2 separate regions of the Homo sapiens genome follow, and region 1 is linked to region 2. The links are chromatin loops, found by intact Hi-C in ENCODE. Cell type or tissue: ovary. All regions are shown on one strand. Each heading gives the region's core, and the rest is flanking DNA. Links, peaks and the distances in the headings are about the cores only.

Evidence for each region. A loop is a pair of places that touch in the nucleus more often than their neighbours do. Peaks named below come from ENCODE experiments on the same cell type or tissue, not always from the same donor. Only the 100,000 strongest peaks of a DNase experiment are listed, where the experiment ranks them.
Region 1: a loop joins it to region 2, with 2.0 times the contacts of the local background. A loop is called at or near these places in 7 of 110 quality-filtered maps.

Annotation. Positions count from the first base shown.
Region 1 is chr3:194,189,670-194,201,067 of GRCh38, reverse strand. No RefSeq gene overlaps it. Among named protein-coding and RNA genes, the nearest start is that of LINC02037, 52 kb to the left of the region's middle. RefSeq lists an enhancer at 7,254-7,333. In ovary, for the core only: no CTCF peak of the experiment used is centred there; no DNase peak of the experiment used is centred there.
Region 2 is chr3:194,245,153-194,256,550 of GRCh38, reverse strand. LINC02036 (long intergenic non-protein coding RNA 2036) reads left to right here and starts at 6,398. Exons shown (of 3, transcript NR_125403.1): 1 at 6,398-6,495. It overlaps LINC02037 (long intergenic non-protein coding RNA 2037), which reads right to left and starts at 8,903. Exons shown (of 4, transcript NR_125402.1): 1 at 8,730-8,903; 2 at 6,649-6,955; 3 at 1,195-1,320. RefSeq lists a silencer at 762-811. In ovary, for the core only: no CTCF peak of the experiment used is centred there; DNase peaks (open chromatin) are centred at 5,690, 6,430 and 6,800.

The DNA of each region.
Region 1 (11,398 bases), core at 1,656-9,655, 55 kb after region 2:
CTGCTCACATCATGAATTCTGGACACGCAATTGTTGTTTAAATAGTTCATTCCCAAGAGGCCACCCTTCACTGATAGATACAGCTTTGTGTAATATGACCGTAGCTTCGTCTCTGTAATTTCAGTAAGACTACAATTCCCACCTCAAGAGGTGGAAGTGAAGTCTAATTTTCCGTGAGGATCACGTGTGCATGTGGATGTGTGTGTGTTTCTTTTTCTGTGGGTCCAAGTCTTTATCTTGCTAAATCCATTACACCTCCTCTCTGCCTGTCTGCACTGGAGATAAAAAATGGCATTTTCTGGCCTCAGGCCACTGCATTTGGCCAAACATTCTCCCAGCAAAGTTATGAACAAAATTTCCTCCTCCATTTGTGCTCTTCTGAAAGAGACGTCTGGCTGCATTCACTGTCCACTGTCCTCAGAGAATAACTGAAGGAACAAATGAAACCAGATATAATGAGCTCTGTGCCTGTCATCTTGAGTTTCAATGAACTTATCTCTTTACTGGCTTTGAAGAGCTGAAATCACTCCATGTGCTGGGGGGGTAGTTTAGAGAATATGAAGAATTTGATCCTTGGTGGGGCTAAATAGTTGTGATCCTGGGCTACTTTTGAGTTGTTTCTCCTTGGCTGACATGGACTTTCTGAAGGCACTTGTTTTCAAGAGAAATCAGAAATATGCTTCAGAAAAATAACCATCAAATCATTTTGGAAGAAATAAGAAAAGAACATTTATTTTAGCAATAAGATAATCTCTTCTGGGATTCATAACTAATTTGGTGGAAGTGTTTCTATTTTAAATAAAATCCACATCAGTATTAGAAGAATGTGGATTGATTTTCTGGGCCTTTTAGGGCCACCAACCTCAGCATTTGCCGAATGTGGACTCAAGGACTCTGTCTCTTTGCACTTGCTGCTTCCTGTTTTTGGAGATGCTTCTACCTCCTCTCTCTGACAAACTTCTTCCTACTCACCTGGCAGGGTCCAGCTGCACACCCCCTCTTCCATGAGGCCTGCTGGCGCTCCCACTTCCCCAACCTCTCCTCACCATGCACAGGGGCGGCCACTCTCCTCTTTGGACTCTCGCAGCCTCTTTTTATAGTTCTATCTAGGTCTTTGCTATATTTGCCCGGGGAGGCTGTGATCAACATGGGAACAGGGGTTTGGTTTTGTTCATTTTCATTTTCGCAGGCCTTGGAGGACTCACGCAGCTTGTAATGGCACAGGCTTGATGGATGGATGAATTGGCAAATCACTTTGAGGAAAATCTCTTTGATTGGTATATTTGATTCCTAGTTAACAAACTGCCTACTAGCATTCCTGTGTATATGGCGCCCAGATATCTAACAGCATTGAAATGATATGAAGCTGCTTTGTGCAAAGATGTGCTTTACAGAAGATAAAGACTGCCAGGTAGAAAAGGAGCATATGAATCACTGCACTCTTGGCAATCGAAAGGAAATTATGTCCCTTATACTGCACATTGCTAACCCTGTCTTACATCTACTGAGCATTCACAGTGTGTCCAGACAATCTACTAAGGGCTTTATGAAGACTACCACAGTGTCCTTTGGAGGTAGGTCCTGTTGTGCTCATTTTACAGATGAGAAAACCTAGGTGCAGAGATGAATTAAGTTACCCTAGATCACCTGGCTAGTGACAGAGGCAAGTGTTTAAGCCCGAGTCTCGGTCATAACCTCTAAAGGAACACAGAAACTTTGTCCAAGGTATGCATTGGCTGAAATGCAATTTAACATTTATTGAGTGTCTATGGCACACTGGTTCCTGCCCTGGCACTGTGAATACACAAATGAAAGGATCAGGTCTCTGCCCTTGAAGTTTTCTAAGGAGAGGTGGGGGTGAGAGCTCAGACAAGCACACAATTTGTTAGAATGCAGGAGGAAGTGAAAGTGCCATAAAGAGGCACAATGTGCTATATGGGTTCCCGCAGGGAGCATGTACCATCTGGTGGCATGGATCAGGAAAGGCTTCCTGGAGGAGGTAGCACGTTAGGTGAGCCTTGAAGGATGAGACATCCGTGGGAGAGATCCAGAAAGAGGCTATGGAGGAGGGAATCTGCAAGATGAGGTGGGAGAAGTGGGAAAGGAGCATGAGAGTGTAGTTGGGGCCAGCACAGGGAGGCCAGGGGGTCTGCTGGGAGGTTGTGGCCAATCTGGTGAGAGAGCCAGGGGCTATTTTAAATTAGCAAGAAGACCTGCTATCCAGAAGCATGCAGCACTGTAGTGGGTCTGAAGTTCCCACGACTAGTCTAACACCTGTGTGAGGCTAGTTCCAATGTGTCCTTCCTTTCCAAAGTCTTCATCTTCACGGTTGCTTTGTAACAATTCTATACTCCTCCAGCTCCTGCGTCCATTCCCCTCCCTGCATTACCTTTACATTCTGATTTGAGAGTCCTGTGGGAGTTTCTTCTTACCCTTCATGTATTTCAAGGTGGTTAGTAGCTTGTTTCTCAGTCACCCCCCACCCATGGCCTCTCACATGGTTTTGGGCGCTCCCTGTCCCAGTTCCGTGATCATCCTCTGGGCTCTCTTAGCTGCTCCTCTACGTCCCCAGCAGCACTCAGCCATGGGGCCCTGATTCTTTGAAAGTACACAAATGGTTCTCTTGTCCTCTCTTAGCCTAGATAAACATGATTAAAACCCCATTGTCTATAAGGCCAACAGAAACTCACTCATGAGAATCCACTTAATGGCTCATAATGAAGCACCGCCCCAGTGTTCAACCTGAGATGTTCAAGGGAAAGGACCAGGGTCTACCATTTCCGTGACAGATCACCCTCCACTCTGCCTAAATGCACCCATGTCACCTTCCAGCAAGTCCCGGGGAGGCAGCCCATTCTTCCATGAAGAGCCTTAGCCTGAGTCACTAATAGGGGTTAAGTCCAAACCTCCTGGAGAAGCCGAGGCCACACAGCAGGAGCTTGGTACATCCACTTCTCTCTGCTCAGTGGCTTCTGCTCACTCATGCCTTCCACTCCCGGTGGCTTAAGGAGATTGAACAGAAATCCAAAACATTCTTTGAAGGGGGTACGTTGATCACTCATCTTTGAATCCACTTAGCATGGTGCCCTGCACACAGGCATTATTCAGTATGTTTATTGATGTGTTTATTGATGTGTTTCCTTTCCGCTCACTAGACTTCATGGACTAGAAATCCATTCCCTAGCCCTCCCCTGGTGATCTGGCCCCACAAGAGCAGTCCCAGGCGTCCTACTCCTGTCACCCGGCTTTGTAGGTCTTGTTCCCCAGCACTGTCACCACGTGCTTTGCTCCTTTCCAAACCTCCTTCTACTTGTCATGTCCCTCTAAAGCTATCAAGCCAACAACTTGACTCCCCCAGTGGAAGCAATGGATCTGAAAATGCTTCTTAAACTCCGAGGTGCTATGTAAATGTAGAGAAACAACAAGAATCATGATGACGTTTTCTATAAAGGACTGTGATAGCTGAGACTAGTGGTAGGAATGCTGGAATAAGGAACAACTTAAAAATACCCAGGCAAGGCACTGAATGTGAATCGATGATAGTAATCTTCAAAGAATAGTCACATTTTCAAACAAATGTTGATGAGGTATATCTTGTAGATTTTTAGTCAGAAAACAAAATAGATTTCTTTCAGTGGTATACTGATGATTTCTATTTTACCTACCTCAAGAGACAATTTGAGAGACACACAACAAATTATCAGCCAGGAAAAGAGAAAGAATTCATTACGCGTTGGCCCCAGCTTTAAAACTGTGTGGCTCTTCCCCTCTCTGTTTTCCATTTATAAAATGAGGGGGTTAGAACAGATAATCTGTAAAGTCTCTTCTGGCCCTGATAGTCTATGGATTATTGAGAAAACCCAACCATTCTCTTTCTTGATTTCCTCCAGGAGTGAGTTTACTTGCCACGTGTCTTTTCCTGGCACACATCTCGCTATTTGCCATTCTTTCAGTGTAGTTTTTCGTGACTCAACCACGAGCCCTCGCAGGTCAGGACCGTGTCTCATTCGGCTTCCTGCCATCTTAACCTGGTGCCTGGCCCATAGCAGATGCTCAATAAATACTGTCAAATAAGTAAATTAGAGACGCTAAAGGCAGGTGATTAAGAGGATGAGCCAGAGAATGAAACGGAACCATGTGTACTTAGAAAGGACTTTATTGAGAGGAAGGATTTTAAACAATCAGTGGGAAAACGTTCTTCAGGAATTCTTCCCCATGTCATGTGAGGTGGGTAAATAAAGTAAGTCTAAAAGATAAGCATATCTGTGCTGAAATTGGTATTTTAAGCTTGTATTAGTTTTCTGACTTCTTTTTAGATTTAGCTGGTGTTTGTCTGGACATCCTTGATCTCTGGCAACATTTTAACACCATAAGCAACTTCACAGGTTGATAGAGACAAGGCTGCCATGTACCCCTGGCCCCTTGTTCAAGGGTGCCTGGGAAGTTGGGACTGGGTAGCTCATCACTCCATCTGAGCTAAGGTGAAGTCAGCCAACATTTCTTTTTTTTTTTTGAGATGGAGTCTCACTCTGTCGCCCAGGCTGGAGTGCAGTGGCACGATCTCGGCTCACTGCAAACTCTGTGCCCCAGGGTTCAAGCAATTCTCCTGCCTCAGCCTCCTCAGTAGCTGGGATTACAGCTGCCTGCCACCTCTCCTGGCTAATTTTTGTATTTGTAGTAGAGACGGGGTTTCACCATCTTGGCCAGGCTGGTCTTGAACTTTTGACCTCATGATCCACCCACCTATGCCTCCCAAAGTGCTGGGATTACAGGTGTGAGCCACCGTGCCCGGCCAAGACATCATTTCTTAAGTGGAAAACTCAGCCATTCATCCAGATGTTTTGTCTTTGAGGAGAAAAATCCTGACCTTTGTTTCATATGTATGTATATATATCTCAAGGCCCTTATTATGAGGTTTATTGACTTCAAGGGATCCAAGAACATCCTGAAAGCAGATACAAAATGTTGAGCTGTGCCAAGACTGCAAAGACTGGAAGGATTTCCTTCCTGTCAGAATGACTGGCATGGCCTTAGTTTGGTCACTGCTTACCCTATCTTTGAATTTACTTTCCCTTTTGAAAAATTAATTTCATACATAGGATCATCCAAACAGGTAACATTGTTGAAGGATGCTACAGTTTTGGTAACAGGATAGCATCACATGCATCAGAGTCTGAAGGTCTCATCCTTCTTCGGCCCTGGAAAGTGTCCTAGGCAGCGCAGATGCCAAGGTCTGTTGGCTGCTGGAGTCCTAGCCAAGGAGGCTCAACTCCTGAACACATGCAGTGGGCAGAACGTACTCTGTAAACCCAAGTCAAGAGTCTGGAAAATGGCTGGACAAGTGCTATGCCTTGCTTGGCTGAGCAGATAGGATGAGGAGAAAAAATAAAGAGAAGATGAGGACTGAAGTCATTCAAAAAGTAAAATTCAGAGGTAGATAAATAGAAAGAGGGGAAATATTTGTATTGGTATGAAATTGAAGAAATATAGAACTGAGTATTTAGAGGCCTGTGCAAATGAGTCCAGTCCTTTTGTTAGGTAAATAGGGAAGCAGAGGCTGAGAGAAAGGCTGGGACTGCCCAAGGTCGTGGAGCTAGTTAGAGACACACCCGGAATTAGAACCCAGGCCTCCTGACTCCAGTGCTGCTGCTGCTGACAGGACACCATCAAGTCAGCCAAAACTTAATTCACTAAGATCATCTATGTTTAATAGAGCCAGGGGGTCAGAGAAGAAAAAACAGTTTAATTAGCTATGATCCACCAATTCCGCTGGCCCATTGGTTCCAGTGTTTATTAACGCTCGCCAGCTCAGCTGTCCTCCCAAGCTTCTCCTTGAAGCTTTTTGCGTCTTGTAAGAGGAAGAATTGGGAATCTCCACTTTGTGTCACAGAGGAACCTGTAAAGACCCCAGCTTGAGCACTCACCAGGGCAGCCCCTTGCAGAATAAGATATTATCCAAATGTGTTGTTTCTTTTGAAGGCCCTTTTTCAGTCTTTAACATATAACAATTCAAACATTTCTTTGGTAGCATAGGACTGGGTGGCAAGCAGACTTTTTGAAGAACTAACTGATACATTCTCATTCTCGCTTTCCTCCCACCTCTGTCCTGAACAGACACACATCCAGGATTTCCTTTTGTCTTAAGGCCCTTTCTCTCTAGTGTAAACATCTGGGGCCTAATCCCATCACAGGCTGCTTCCTGGAAGGGTGTGGCAGCTGGATGCTGAGAGCCAAGATCCCCTCAGTTTCTGCTGCAATGTCAGGGGGAGCAGCAATGGACAAAGCTGGAAGAGTGTCTGGTGTCAGCTTATGAAAGCTTTAAATGCCAACAAAAGAGGTTTTTCTTGGTGCTATAGACCATGAAACGGTCAGAAAAGTCTTTAAAGGGGGAAATAGCATGATGAGATTTTGTGTTTAGAAAAGATTGTGGTTGAACTATGGAGAATGGGGGGTAGCAGAGAGAGTTCAGCAGTAGGCAGACCAATTAGCGGGCTGTGGCACATGTTGGAGGCAGAGGTGCTGATGTCTTGACCTTGGGGGGTTCCAGAGAGGACTTAGAAAGGAGAAGGGTCTAGTAGAAAAAGAAAAAATACAAGGGAAACTCTAAGGGATCTGGCTGTGACGAGCGTGGAGAGATGAAGGAGACCATGAGGTTGCAAAGGAGGAAGTGGGTGAGGGGAAGTCCAAGAAGGTGAGCTGTCTGGGGGAGCACGGGGGCAGTGGAGGAGAGGGTTTGGAGAGTTTCATTTTGGGTGCATTGAGTTAAGGAGCTTGTGGGCCCCGCGAGTGGACACACCTTCCAGGGAGTTGGAGACACAGGTTTGGAGTCAGGGAGGGACTCCAAATGCACATGCGAACTTGCAGGCCAGACAGTGAGAGAAGCCAGCAGCAGGAGACTCCTCGTTCAGGCCTCAGTGAATGTCCCTCACTCTAACCATAGTCTCTGTGTCCTGTACACTGCATTCATCTTTCTAACATGCTGCTCAGACCTGAATACCCTGCCAGCAACCTTCAGTACTCAGCGTTCTGTGGCTTCTTTTTTTTTTTTTTTTTTGAGACGGAGTCTCGCTCTGTCACCCAGGCTGGAGTGCAGTGACACAATCTCGGCTCACTGCAACCTCTGCCTCCCGGGTTCAAACGATTCTCCTGCCTCAGCCTAAGTAGCTGAGACTACAGGCATGTGCCACCACTCCTGGAAAATTTTTTGTATTTTTAGTAGAGACAGGGTTTCACCACATTAGCCAGGATGGTCTCCATCTCCTGACCTCGTGATCCGCCCTCAACTGCCTGCCAAAGTGCTGAGATTACAGGCGTGAGCCATTGCACCCGGCCTCTGTGGCTTCTTAAATGCAAAAAGAAAGCTTTCCGTCTAGGTCCTTCATGACCTGACCTCTTCTAGAATTGTTTTCCCCTACATGCAAATACTCCTGTACAACTTACAAATGAAACTACATCTTTTCTTGATATGCTTTAATTTTCCTGTTCATGATCTTCTGTCTGTTCAGAATGCTTCTTTCATCTCTTTCTGTTGAAAGTCTATTGATTTTTCAAAGTATCAGATGAAATCTTTCTTGGACACTCCATAAGTGATCTTTTGTGTTCTTACACCTCTTTGTTTGAGTGGAGATAGACGATACTTTTCCTCTGGGACACCCCTCCACCCACTCCGCCACAAGCCTTGTGATCTTCTCCGACCCCCAAAACTGCTAGGGCCAAATTCCATACAATATACCCCGAGGAAGGCACACCTGTGCAGAATGCAGAGAATAAACACACCAGGCCTTGGCTTTTGAGTTGCAGAAATCAAGGATGTGGACTTACAAGAACCTGGACTTTTGAGTTTACATTTTATACAATAAATAATGGATTTGGAAGAATAGATTGAAAACTGGGCCTTCTTACCCCAGATGAGATAAGGATTAACCAGACTGGGGGAAAGGAGAGTTGGAGGGAATATGATGAGGGAGAGAAGCTTGTGGTGTTCAGGATGAGAGAACCAGGCCTGGAGGGACCACTCAGACAGTATGAGAGAACCAGGCCTGGAGGGACCACTCAGACAGAAGAATCAGCCTCCAGGGATCATGCAGGCTTTGCTCTGCTGGGCACTGGCTGGCACTGGCAGCCAGAGTGGTGCCCACAAGCCCCCCAGGATCCCTCCCAGCAAGTCTCCATCCCACTACCCCATCACTGGTGTCCAGGAGCCACAGCAACCACGCTTCCTGTTGGACCATCACCATCAGGAACAACTCCTATCAGTGCCCAAAGACTGAGTAGTCTCTGTCTATATTGCTCATGTGGACAACTTCCTTTCCAACAGCCAAGGACTCTACTGTGGAGTCTACTCTTAAGCCTCAAGATAAAGTGGGCTCCAGACATCCAGAAGACTACTGGTGATGTGAACTTCTCTCCCACATCATGTTTCTATTTCTGGGACTTTGCATGAAAATAGTTTAAAATCTCCCTCTTGTAGAAATACACTTTATAATCTATTGGCATTAGATTGTAGGTATTTCTTATGCTATGTGTCTCCTGTTTGCTTCTCTAGATGTCCTCTCTACTCTCCACTCTGCTCTCTTCCCCAGAGTCTTATCAGTGTGGGCTTTAGGCTTTGGGCCTCCTGTTAGGCTCAGTCAGTGAGAAGCCCTGGCAGGAGACTGGGGTGGGGGTGAGTTAAGGGCCTTTATTCCCTGGCTGCCTCCTTGCTGGATAGTCCCCTCTGACTGTTCCTCTCAAGCGAGCTGTCCCTGAACTCTTCTCTCCTTCAGAGTTCCTGTAACCTTGTCTTGTTCCTTCCAAATGGAGATGGTGACAATTTCTATGTTATCAGCAGCCTTGGGATACTGTGTCAGTCCATTCTTGCACTGCTATAAAGAACTACTTGAGATTGGGTAGTTTATAAAGAAAAGAAGTTTAGTCAACTCACAGTTCCACAGGCTGTACAGGAAGCATGGCTGGGAGGCCTCAGGAAACTTACAATCATGGCAGAAGGCCAAGGGGAAGCAGATACATCCTACATGGCTGGAGCAGGAGGAAAGTGGGGGGAGCTGCCACATACTTGCAAACAACCACATGTCATGAGAACTCACTCACTATCATGAGAACAGCAAGGGGGAAATCTACCCCCATGAGCCGAGCACCTCCCACCAGTCCCCACCTCCAACACGGGGGATTTCAATTTGACATGAGATTTGGGCAGAGACACAAATCCAAACCATATCAGAAACTGTATCTCTTGTTTCTCTCCACTCTGCTTATATCTTCATAACTAGTGCTTTCATTAACCTTTCCCTGAAATATCCTAATTCAAATGTGACTTCTGTTTTCTGCTGGAAACCTGTTGCAGACTATATTTACCAATGATGGTTACAATATCCCCCATCCTATAGCTCTGCTTACAGTGTGACTGGGACAATTCACCCTCAAGAGGAAGTGATGGCTGGGCGCGGTGGCTCATGCTTGCAATCCCAACACTTGGGGAGACTGAGGCCAGTGGATCACTTGTGCTCAAGAGTTTGAAATCAGCCATGGCCAACATGGTGAAACCCCGTCTCTACTAAAAATACAAAAATTAGCTGGGCGTGGTGGCATGCACCTGTAGTCCCAGCTACTCAGGAGAGTGAGGTGAGAGGATTGCTTGAACCCAGGGGGCAGAGGTTGCAGTGAGCCGAGATCATGCCACTGCACTCCAGCCTGGGTGACAGAGCGAGACTCTGTCTCAATTAAAAATAAATAAATAAATAAAATAAGAAAAGTTCAGACACTGTGACTTCTGAACTAGTCATAAACAATGAAGGGTGAACCGTCATGAAAACACTTGACTTGAGACCGCCATACTCTGAGGAAGCTCAAGTGAGCCCATGCGGAGAGACCACATGAAGAGAGGGATTCCTGGGAGGCTCAGGCTGCTTCAGCATCTCTATCTGACTGTGACTACAGGCGAGACCAGAGCCAGAATTACCCAGCTGAGCCTTTCTTAAAATCCTCTTCCACAGATACTATGAAAGATACTAACGCGATGGTTGGTATTTTAAGCTGCTGAAATTGGAGTGATTTGTTAGGGAGCAGTAGGTTACTAGGATAGACCCTGACTGATGCGTTACAAACATCTGGAGATGTGCAGCTAAAGACGCAAACAGAGGCCAGGAGCAGCGGCTCACGCTTGTAATCCCAGCACTTTGGGAGGCTGAGGCAGGCAGATTGCTTGAGCTCAGGAGTTTGAGACCAGCCTGGGCAACATGGCAAAACCCTGTCTCTACGAAAAATATAAAAATTAAGCAGGTGCGGTGGTGCATGCCTGTAATCACAGCTACTCAGGAGACTGAGGCAGGAGGATCGTTTGAGTCCAGGAGGCGGACGTTGCAGTGAGCCGAGATAGCGCTACTGTACTCCAACCTGGGCAACAGAATGAGACACTGTCTTAAAATAATAATAATAAGTCAAACAGAAGATGTCCCTTCTAGGCTGGGAGTTTCCTGAGTGAAGGAATCGTGCCTTCTCATATTCCTATAGTGGCTATCACACAACAGTCCATTCAGAAGGATTTGTAAACAGGTTCAACAGACGTGGCTAATTTGAGTTTTCATCCTCAAGGAAGATTTGGGTGTTCCGCTCACTTGAGAAGTGAGGCACAATAGCAAAGACTTGGAAGCAACCCAAATGTCCAACAATGATAGACTGGATTAAGAAAATGTACATATACACCATGGAATACTATGCAGCCATAAAAATGATGAGTTCATGTCCTTTGTAGGGACATGGATGAAACTGGAAATCATCATTCTCAGTAAACTATCGCAAGAACAAAAAACCAAACACCGCATATTCTCACTCATAGGTGGGAATTGAACAATGAGAACACATGGACACAGGAAGGGGAACATCACACTCTGGGGACTGTTGTGGGGTGGGGGGAGCAGGGAGGGATAGCTTTAGGAGATATACCTAATGCAAAATGACGAGTTAATGGGTGCAGCACACCAGCATGGCACATGTATACATATGTAACTAACCTGCACATTGTGCACATGTACCCTAAAACTTAAAGTATAATAATAATAAAATTAAAAAAAAAAAAGGGAGAAGTGAGGCAACAAAGAACATGGCATCAACAGCCGCAAGAAGGACAGACGGTGGTTTCTACTTCTCGCCCTCACAAGTGTACCTCTTTGAACCCCAGTGACCAAGAGCACACGTCCCTCAGGTTTAAGACATTCTTTTAAAATAACATTTGCCTTAAGAAGCCAAACACTAATAGTGCCAAAATGAGATTATGGACTTTCCCGGAGACTTATCTAAAGGCCCACACTAAATGTGGCCTCCCTGTTTTCCCTCATTTGTGTGTGTTTTGTCAGTTCAAGGCCAGAGAAAGAACTGTCCCAACTGGAAATAGAGTTAGATG
Region 2 (11,398 bases), core at 1,667-9,666:
TCACCTGTGTGGCTTCATTATATTTCTGCTGGGCTGCTAGAAGGTCTCTTCTGGCTCTGAGATGTCTCCATCCCTAAACCTGCTGCCATCCCTCCCTTCAGGGCTGCACCAGGTGTCCATATGGTGGGGCTCTAGGAAACCGGATGAATAACAACACCCTTTCTTCTTTCAGAGTCCAGAACCAACTGAGAGAAAGTGTCCCCTTTCTTGGCAAATTGGAGGAAAATGCAGCTTGAGGTACGGCCAGGCAGGCTTGCTAATACATCACACCTGGGACAGATAAGCTTTATTATCTGCTAGGGCCTGGCGCAGATGGCCAGCTGCGGACCTCCCCCAGGACGGAGCCCAGCACAGAAGGCCGCCTTCTGCTCCAAGAGGCAGAGGGATCGAGCCCCACAGGTGCGGGTTTTCTCCCAAACTCATGAGTTACACAAATCATCCTGCTCTTGGGGAGAAGCGAGGTTGGGAGTAATGTCGAGGTTTCTCCCAGGGACACCAGTGTAAGGAGGAGTGTGAGGGGATACAGACTTAGATTTTCTCAGCCTTAAACCTCCAGAAATAGTCCAGTGTCCAGCATGATGAGATTCAGGGAAACTGGGGCTGGCCTTTGGGCAACTTACTCCACCTGTTTAAGCTCTATCTTCTGACTGGTGCTAGGAGCACCCACATGGGCACAGAATGTGACGATGCCTAGAAACACGCATCACCTTGCTCAGTGCAGGCTCAGTGCTCAACACAGAGCAGCTACTGTTTCTTCCCCTACTGCTAGCACTCAGTGTGAACTGTGTATCACATGGAGCAAACTGCGGGGCGGGGCCGGGGTTCGCCTATCTCTTACTGGTCTTGTGTCTAAGACCAGTTATAGAATTGTGGGATTTCAGAGCCGTTAGAGATCCCAGATACCATCTCGTCATGTGGCAGATTAAGTAACTGGTCTGTAAGCGAGGAAGGGAGGCGACAGTCAGGAAGAGGGCCGTATGGGGGTGGTAAGTGACACGTGCAACCTCTCCACCCGCCCCCACCCCGTCACCACACTTCCTGGACCTAGTAATTCAGGAAGGCAGTCTGTCTGACCAAAAGGCAGGAAGTCCGCCGGGCCCACTCCCATCCTGGTGGCGTGGCGGCTGGGCTCTGTTCTCAGGCTGCTAGCACCGTACTCCCAGTGGGCATGTCAGGCAAGTCCTGGCTGCTCACCTCAGTTCTAGAATCTGCCACATTCAGAGTCTATTTCTTAGTTGTTTCTGCTTTCCTCATATGTTATATCACTGGGACACCCTCAGGTCATCTCAGGTTCCAGTGGAGCCGTCCCAGACCCAGCATCTGAAAAGAGATAAAGAGATATTTTTGTGATTCTTTTTAAGATACTTTTTCCATTTACTTTATTGTTTTTGAAATGGAAAATATTAAGTTGAATATTTTAATGCAAATCTATTTGTGAATCCAATTATGTGATACTTAATTTTTTTTATTTTTAAAAATAAAATAATCAGTGATACATTTAATAGGGTATGTATTACAAAAATTATATATATATATATATATATATATTTTTTTTTTTTTTTGAGACAGAATCTTGCTCTGTTGCCCAGGCTGGAGTGCGGTGGTGTGATCTCGGCTCACTGTAACCTCCGCCTCCCAGGTTCAAGCGATTCTCCTGCCTCAGCCTCCCGAGTAACTGTGGCTACAGGCATGCACGACCAAGCCCCGCTAATTTTTTTTGTATTTTTAGTAGAGACCGGGTTTCACCATGTCAGTCAGGCTGGTCTTGGACTCTTGACCTCAAATGATTCGCCTGCCTTGGCTTCCCAAAGTGTTGGGATTACAGGTGTGAGCCACCTCGTCTGGCTTACAAGATTAGTTTTTATCTTAAAATAAATTGAACAAGGCCAAAATTTGACTTGCAGTTAACCAGAAGTGTGAAGTATTTATGCCGTGGAATCCACGCCTCTGTCTATTGTCGTTTCTCTAATATTCTTTCTGTATACACAAAATACATCCTAATCATGACTCAAGATAGATCTATTCCTTGGAGAGTGATAGAGATGATGACAAGGAATAAAGAATTTTCTGTTTGGAGAGAAACATAGATGGATGAGCTTGAGTTTGCTTGCAGTTCCTCTTCACAGCACAAATGGGGAGCAGCATCAGAGCTGGACTCAGAGACCAGGGTTCTTATCTCAGCTTTGCCACCATTAAACTGGAGATCTGGGGCAAGTCACTTCCCTCTCAGTTACCTCGTTGCCAGCCTTAGAAGACCAGCCGAGCTGAGCCTTGCTGGGTAAGGATGGCCCTGGGATTGAAGGAGGAGCCCTGACGCTGTGCCTTGTGCCATAGTGAATGGCAGGGGTGGCGGCTCTGAGGTGCCAGTGCAGGACACGCACCGTGATGTGCAGGGGAGGAGACTGTGCTTCTGAGTAGGGCACTCCTGCAGCTGGCCACGCATAGCCTTTCTGTCCTGTTGTATGAGATCTACCCCATGTTATGAGCATCCACCTGCTTTTCAGCAGGAAAAATCATGACCCAGTCACTCTAGGTTTGCCTTCCACGTTGTCCTCTTCGCTGATTAAATAGTCTTTCTTTGGTATACGCTTCTGAAACTTCCCTGTTCAAATGAGGCCCCTCCCAAGGGGGTCCACGTTAGCACAGAAAATGCTTTCTTTCCATCTCTGATTGATTATCTGTTCTCATTTGTTCCCGGACTTCAATTTCAGCCTGAATGTGAGTATTTATTTTAAACAGTCAGCCTGGACTTCATCAACATGGCAGTATTTTAGGGAATCCAGTTGTAGGTCAAATGCCTGGGGTTTCAAAGAGTGTAAGCTGAAGTCTCTGACCTAAACTCTAGAGACTAAAGGTTGTCACTGAAGACTGCCATCTTTATGGAGGGCGGGGAGAAGGTATTTAATAAATGGGGCTTTCTCCTAATGTGGTTAAAGGAGACCAGCAGCTCCAATTCAATTCAAAGGCAACTCAGTGAGGGCCCAGTAAGGGTCTAATGCTGCATTCATCACTGGAGTCTCCTGCTTTTGGCTGAAAGTCTATCTGCTCCCAGGAGAGTATTAATTGAGCACTTACTATCTGACCAACCCTGTGCCAAGTGCTGTGTGGGATCTAGTGGTGGTGGTGGGGGAAGCCTAACGTACAGGAGAATATGCCGTGTAGGTGCTGGTGGTGTTCCGCTGTGCAAGCTTCATCCAGACAGAGGGTTTTTGCAGCTGGGCCTGACCAGTCCACCAGCAAGAAGGGGCTGGCATTGTTTTGTTGTCACAATCCTGGTACCTGAGGCACCTGGAATAGGCTGGCTTTTTGCCTTCAGCACTCTAGATCCCCAGCTCGGGCTGGAATTCTTTCCTAACCCCTACTCCTCTTAACTGGGGTTTGGGCAGCCAATCTCTTGCCACCTTCTTGCCACTGCTCCCTGTATCTTCATCTGGGGATCTGCTCTCATCTGGATGGCCATCAGTTTCCACCTAGCCCCTGTCCCAGCCCTGCAAACAAGCAAGACCAATGCAGACTCATCATTGTCAGCATGTCCCCTAGGTCCCTCAACATGCTGCCATTTCTGTGTTTCCTCCTCAGGAAGGGGCACCTTTTCCAACCAGGCACCCACCTAGAAACCTGAGAATCATCTGAAATCATTTCCTCTCTGTCACCACCATCGCCCAAATACAGTTGATTTGTGAGCTCTCAAATCCACCGGTTTCTCTCCATTCCCAGTTACAACCTTTGTCCAACCCACCCATGTCTGCTTTGCTCACCGTTGCAGTCTCTGCACCCAGCACAGGACCTGTGAAATGGTTGCTCGTACCATTTGCGGAATGGAAGATGTGAGTGAGAGTGAGTGAGCCAGGGGAGACCTGTCAGGATGGCCTGACCCTTGTTTACCTCTTAAGTCTCATCTCTCTCCTTCACCGCCACTTACCCTTTACCTGGCAGCTCTCCTGAGCTCCCCGTACAGCCTGGGTTCTTGTCCACATCTTCCAGAAGCCTCCCCTTTTCCTGTTTGAATTAGATGGTCCCTCTGTGCCCCCAGTGCCACATGCCTAGCCCATTTCCTGGGGAGCACGCATCCCACGACACTGGCATTGCCTGTCTGCATGTCAAGTGTTCTCTCTTGATGCTAAGTTCCACGAAGCGGGCTCTGTGTTTTACGCATCACTGCATTTCCAGCACTTAGCGCAAGCAGGTGCTCCTTGAATTTTTGTTGACCGAAGGTCTAGAAACTCCTGCTTTGGTGCCTAACTGCTTCCTGCCTCATGTCTCTCCCCCAGCCCTCCACCCCCAATCTACCTGGCTTCTGGCACTGCTCACTCTGAGGTGCGCGGCTATCCATGGGCCAGCCCCATGTAGCAGTGTGTTTCGGGTGCTGGTGCCACCCATTCCGTTCCTCTCCATGACAGGTCACTTGGTGCAGAGCGCCTTGATCTGCACAGTAGGACATGCTTTCCTGGCCTTGGACCTCCCAAAGTCTACCCGGTGCTTGTGCCCTCTCCTGGCATCTTCTGACCGGGTCCCCATGGGGTTTCGTGCTCATCCCTTCACTGGCTTGTGAATGTCCCCGGGGCAGGGGCAACATCCAACTGGTCTCTGACCACCGGTCCCCCCTCCCCCTCCCCACAGCACCCAGAACAAGGGCTCATTTGTGCACGGTAGATTCCCAGGAAAGGGTTCTTTTGGATCCATCTGAAGGCTGGAGGGACTTAGGGAGGGGTGGGACTCTGGGAATTCGGATGGCTGGAGGGAAGCTTGGAGGAGAAGGAGGAGGAGCTACTCCTCACCCAGAGTGGGGTGAAGGCCGAGCTCCTGTGAGGGACTGTGACAGGAATGGCAGGGCAACAAGGGGCAGTGGCGGAGCAGAGCTAGGAGAGTAGTTGCAGCCTCAGTGCCACGTCAGTCCAGCCCAAGGCCTCCTGGGCGGCCAGCTGACCAGGCCTCAGCGTCAGGCTTCCTGTGCAGCAAGGTGCCCAGAGCTGTGCAGGCTGGTGCTGACTGCTGTCCCCCACCCCACCACAGGGGCCCTGGGGAAAGGGTGCCTTGCTCCTTCTCTGCCCTGCTCTCCCCATATGGGTGTCTCTCATTCTTTTCATCATAGTAAGCAGCACGACTGCAAAGTGCTTTATGTCCCCTCCAGAAAGGCCATGAGCCAAAGGTTTGCTGTCTTCCTCACCATCACCACCACTGTCTTCCTCACGATCACGGCCACCATCCTGCTCGCCCTGTCCCACATCCGAACAAAGCTGCAGAGTGTACACCATGTTTCTTCATTATCCCATTTTGACGGTTGCAGCTGCCATTATTCACTCTTAACAGTTAAGGACACAGAGGTTCAGAGAGGTCGAGGGGCTAACTCATGTCACACAGCCCGACTTGAGGTGGAGGGAGGGAGGATGGATTAGGAAATCTGCTCTGGAATCCCTCTTAGAAAGTGTCAGCAGGGCACAAGTGGAGTCTGCGTGTGCACCTGTGTAAGTGTGTCTGTCCTGATTCTCTCTGTGCGCCCCTGTATCCTTCTATGTCCTGAGTGTGCCGTCTTGGGTGTGGATGTGTGGAGCTGTGCTGGGAGTATCCTCAGGGTCGAGTGTGTGTGCATATGGCCGGGTGCAGACACATGCGTGCACATGGATGCTCCACCCGCTTCTCAGATGTCTTGGCTGTGGGTTTGACAACTGAAACCCAGCTGTGCTCCGGCCGGGAAACATCCGCTGTGGAAACCTGGGAGGAGCTGACAGTCCCTAAAGAGGGGTTACACATGCTGCCAGCAAGCGCGCCTGGCCCACTGCCTAATTCCCTGCAAATGCTCTTTAAATCTGTTTCTAATTTGGACTCTGCCTTCCCCTGCCCCCACCCATCCCTTCCCACCCTCCCAACTTGCCTGAAACCAGTCAAATTATGCTGAATAATGGCTGCAGAGTGGGGGGAGAGTGCTCAAGGTCGCCGATGGGCTCTCGGAGGGTGTAATAATGTCACATTTTAATTTACGCAGGGAACGGTGCACGAATCAAAACCAATAAATAATTTGGGCTGCACCAGCAGCTGCAGCCAACAGTAACTCCTACAGGTCATGCCACTTCCCGGGGAGAAATCACTAACTGTCACACTCCAAAGTCCACTATGCTTGAGAAAACCCATGTGCCTAGGTACAGATGCAAAATACAGCATTTTCTCTCTGCAAGGGACCGTATTTGGAGACTTGCAGCATCAGCAAGAATCTGTCCAGTTGTCTGAGTATTACCCAGATGTTCTGGGTATTAAGATTCTAAAACAAAATATGCCTCTGTATATTTTGCTGCCCTGTGAAATACTCAGCTCCAGGCTGACCCAGATGCATGGGAAAGTGTATACAAAGCGGAGGGAGGAGTGTGGAAAGCAGGGCTTTATGTCCACATTGATGGCAGCTCTGAAAAGCCGACCTACATGCAGAGAAAGGCGGGAGGGGCTGCTGGGAGAAGTCTGCTGGAGCTTGTTCATGCTGAGAGGTTGGGGGTGTGATTTGAGGTACGGTTTTTTCAATAATTAATATGAAGGTAAAAAATGCATGCATTCTTTGAAGGCAGGGGCCTTGCTCTACTGACCCCTTTTGGTCCCTTGACGACCGATGAGTCAGGGTAAGGGAGCCCAAAAGTGGGGAGGTCTTGAGATGGTTCTCACCTGTGTGTTGTGGCTGGGTAACCTGGGAAGCCAGGAGGAGGACGAGCCTTAGGTTTTCACAGCATCTGGAGGCCTTTGCTGGGAGGTCCTGCCTGTGGTGTTCTGGTGAAAACCCCGTTCCTTCCCCCGAGTCTCCTGAGCATCTGCAATTGGTGTGTGCTCCAGGGGCTGCTGATGGGGCCTGGCATGCTGCCCACCTCTTAGCTGGCTCTGCAACTGCAGGAAGGTGGGGTTTGCAGCCCGCGGGGCCACTGCCTTGGAAGTTGTGCGGCTGTCAAGAGTCTGGAGCTGCAGCTTCTCCATCTGGCTGGAAAGGAAGCATGGGAAGAAGCTGCTGAGGTTGAATGGCACCCTGAGGATTTCACTCCCCTTTTCCTACCACACACCAGACCGGGGCCATCAGGTTGCCTGGGTAAGAAAGGCGCGGGGGGGCCCACACTTGTATTGTGCACCAGGGCCTGGCTCCTATTTCATCCTTCAAGGCGCTTCCCATTCATATCTTTTTCCATTTTCAAACTGTTGGCCCTGTATTTAGTTGTGTGTGATACTAAGGATGCTGCCTATGTCAAAAGCCTCATTTAACCCTCAGAACACACCTGCAAAGTAGAATAAACTATAAGAAACTAGAAGAGGGCTAGGTGTCCACTGCAAGGGTGTACTTCTCCTTCTTTTAGGGTTGAGTTCCTGCAAGGAAATAGCTGCTAATTTTCCCACCCCCTTACAGTTAAGTCCAGCCCTAGGATCGGGTTCTGCCCAGTGGAATGTGAGCAGTGCAGTGGGTTGCCCCACTCCAGAGCCTCCCACTAGAAACTTCCCAGGAAGCAGTCTCCAAGCTCCAACCCTTCCGCCTGGATGGAACAGGGGCAACCCCACCATGACCTTGGAAGCTACAAACTTAAAATGGCAGAGCATCTCTCGCCTTGGGGTTTTGAATGACTGTGTGGAGAAAGACTGCCCGGACAGCATGTTCTCTGCCCTGTCCTGAGCAAGAAAATGAACTTATACTCTATTGTTTCCCAGCCATTATGCTTTTTGGGGTTTGTTTGTTTTAGCAGTGAACTTATCCCTCAGTAATTGATTAGAAATTTTCATTCCTATTGTAGAAATGAGGAAATCGAGACTCAGAGAGGGAAATTCATGGCCCAAGGTCACATATTCGGTTAATAGCAGAGTCACGATGCCAGTCTACGCCTTCCTGGCTTCAAAGTCATGCTCTGGTTATGTGAGTTTCCCCAAGTGTGTTCCACAGAACACTGTTCAAACCACCGCCACCACCACATCACCCCCGCAGCTCCCATGCTCAAATAAGTTTGGGAAATGCCAACTTCGAGTCAACAGGTTTCTTTGCCGCAGTCCTTTCCAGCATGTCACCATGCTCATGATACCTGTGAATTACCACCAGGGCATCTAACATGAAGGATTTTTCCAAATTTGTGAGGCCACAGGGCCCCTTCTCCACAGAGCTGATTGTGAGACTGGCATGCTTAGAGCTCATCTTGGTAGAGGCTAAACTTCAATATGCTGCCTGATACGGGTTGAACTGTGTTACTCTCTCAACCCCCGAAAGGATTCATTGAAGTCCTAACCCCTGGGAGCTCGGCATGTGACCTAATTTGGATATAGGGTCTTTGCAGATTTAACCAAGTTAAAATTAGGCCCTTAGATGGGGCCTGCTTCAATATGACTGGTGTCCTTAGAACAGGGGAAATATAAACACAGAGACAAGCAGACACAGAAAGAGGATGACATGAAGACACCCAGGGACACACAGCAGATATGCCACGGGAAGAGGGAGGGCTGGAGTAGTGCATCTGTAAACCAAGGAATGTCAGAGATTGCCAGCAAACCCCAGAAACTAGAAGAGGCAAGGAAGGATTCTCTCCCGGAGCTTTCCGAGGGAGCACGGCCCTGCCAACACCTTGACTTTGGTCTTCTAACCTCCAACACATGAGAGCACACGTGTCTGTTGTTTAAGCCGCCCAGTGCATGGTAGTTTGTTATGGCACCCCTGGGAAATGCATACGCTCCCTCTGGCTCCTTTCAAAACCAGGAACCAAAGTTTCTGGGCAATGTTACCTTACCGAAAATCATCCAAATGACAAACTGTGGTGGCTTCGGTTTACTGACAAACAGATGAAGGAAAAGAGAGTCTGGAGGGACAAAGGGTAGCACCGCAGAGCAGCTCAGGGCTTCAGTTTTGGCGCCATGCCGGCTGCTGTGCACCCGGCTTTGGTTGCATCCTGGAGCGCAGTCCTCCACCGCTCTGGGCACAGTTGCCTTTTCTATAAGGGTGGGGCTAACACTCACTTCATAGGTTGAGGGGAGGGTTAAACAAATTAACATACACTAAATGTTTGGTCTAGTACCTGGAAGATACCCAGTATCCGTTCCTTTGAAATTTGCGCAAGCAGGATTGCAGACCTGCGCTTGAATCCAAACTCTGCTATTTATCAACAGTGTTGCTGTGGGCAATTTGCTCAGTCTTTCAAAGTCTGGATTTCACCATCTATACAAAGAGAAAATAATGCGTGTTGTTAAAAAATGGTTTTAAAACAAGTTAGAAATCGTGATTCTAAAATAGATAAAAATGAGCACGTTATCATTGTGAATGAGTGAACCAGCGATGTTACAACTGATTCAAAGAAGAATCCAAAGAACAGATGTGTTTATGGTTATGGAATGTTGATTTTCAAGTGGTCACAATGATCTGGCTTTTGCCCCGTGTAGGAGGGTGGATGGAGCTCATTTGCGGGTCCACAATTCAGGGTCACTGTGTGTCCTCTCTTCCCTAAAACTTACAGAGCAGTAAACTAGCCCAAAGGCTGGAATCAGATAATCCAGAGGGTCTGCTCTCAACAATAAATAGTTTTCTCTTGGAGAAACCCTGTAATCTTCTTTGCTTATTTCAGATTTCCTTGTAGTCTCATATATTTATATGCATAGGATTGGGAAAAGATGCATACATGGAAAAAGCAAGTTGCTGAATCAGGTATAATCCTACTTTTATAAAAACAAACAAACTGTGTGTATGTGTATACATATGCACACACACGAGTGGGTGTGTATATATAACGTTGATTAAATTAGACAAATGTCAGGAAGAATACAGAAGGATTGTAAACAATGGCTACCTCTGGAGGGCAGGTCTGGTGATGGTGATGGTGGAGGGAGACTTTCATGACTTATTTTCTAAACTTCTGTGTTGTTTGAATAAAAACAAACGCCTACTTCACAGTATATTGTGAATAAGGAATGTCTGAGTGAGAAAAATGTCCTTTGTGCTTCACGCAGTGTGTAGCATTCAACAAATCACAGGTTTCATCATTGTTATTATTTTACATTCAACTATCCCAGAGCCCCCTAAGCCTATTCCTGGAAAGGAAATTGCAAACAAGAACAATGCTATTGCAGCCCAAGGACTTCTCCCTTTGTGGGAGGCTAGTTTTGAAATCCTAGACTTGCATTTTGGCTCCCTGGAGACTGGAGGAGACCTCTATCCTGAGCTACAGCCTTGGAGTGGCTCCTGTCTGTTTTACTTCCTTAGCCCCCACCAGCAGCCCCACGCTCAGGCCCACCCAGTGTTTAGCTGCGACAAACTCCTTGGCCACAGGAGGGAGGCCTGACTGGGGCCAAACTCTAGGGCAAAGGGTTGCCTAGGCCCTGTGCCATCCTCTTGCCCAGACTGGGACTAAGAGACACCTATTAGCTCCATTTGAGTCTGGTTACCATCCCCTACCCAGGGATGGGGTGCTGGTCACAACAGGCAAAGAGACAAAATGAAGTTTTTGATCACACAAAGCTAAAGATCTAATTTCAGCTGCTGACTCATCCCCTAAAGGGCGGCGTTGGTGCCTCCAAAGGGCTTGGGATGGAGTCAGGAGATCTAACCCTGGTGCAGGTTTGGCCACTAACTAGCTGCATGTCCATGGACTATGTCTCAGGTTCCCTATCTGCCTAATGAGAGTAAGAAGAAGGTTTATCTCCAAGGGCTATCAGGAGGCTTAACTGAGGTGATGTCTGAGCTGTGGGGTTCTGTAGAGATTTAGTTTGGGTTGATGCAATAGGGTACTTCAGGGTGCTTGATATGCTTTAATAGCAAATGTTATATGGCACTTACCATGACGCGCAAGGCCCTGTTATATCTGATTTACATTTATTTAGTCATTGGGTATTCACAGCAGCCCTGTGAGGAATGCACTGTTATCCAACCCCCATTTTACAGATGAGAAAATAGAGGCAAAGAGAGCTAAGTAACTTTCCCCAAATCTTCCCATGGGACATGGCATGTCCCAGTCCCACCTGGACAGAATCCTTTCTCAGGGACCCATATCTCAAACCCACAGACTTGATTGGGTTTTCTTTTCTTTTCTTTTTCCTTTTTTTGTCCTTCCATTGTAGAATACTTCAACTGTGTGAGAGTAAAAAGAATATTAGAATACATTTCCAGGAATTCCCATTACCTAGCTTTATTAATTACCAACTCATGACCATCACCATCCCCTTCACACCCTGAATTATTCTAGATCAAATCCCAGACATCATATGTACATATACTTTATTTTCTATTTATTTACTTATCTTTTGAGCTGGCCTCACTCTGTGCCTGGCTAGAATGCAGTGGCACCATCATAGCTCACCACAGCCTCAAACTCCTGGGCTCAAGTGATCCTCCCACCTCAGCCTCCCAAGCAGCTGGGACTATAGGAATGTGCCATGATGCCCAGATAACTTTTTAATTTTTTGTAGAGAT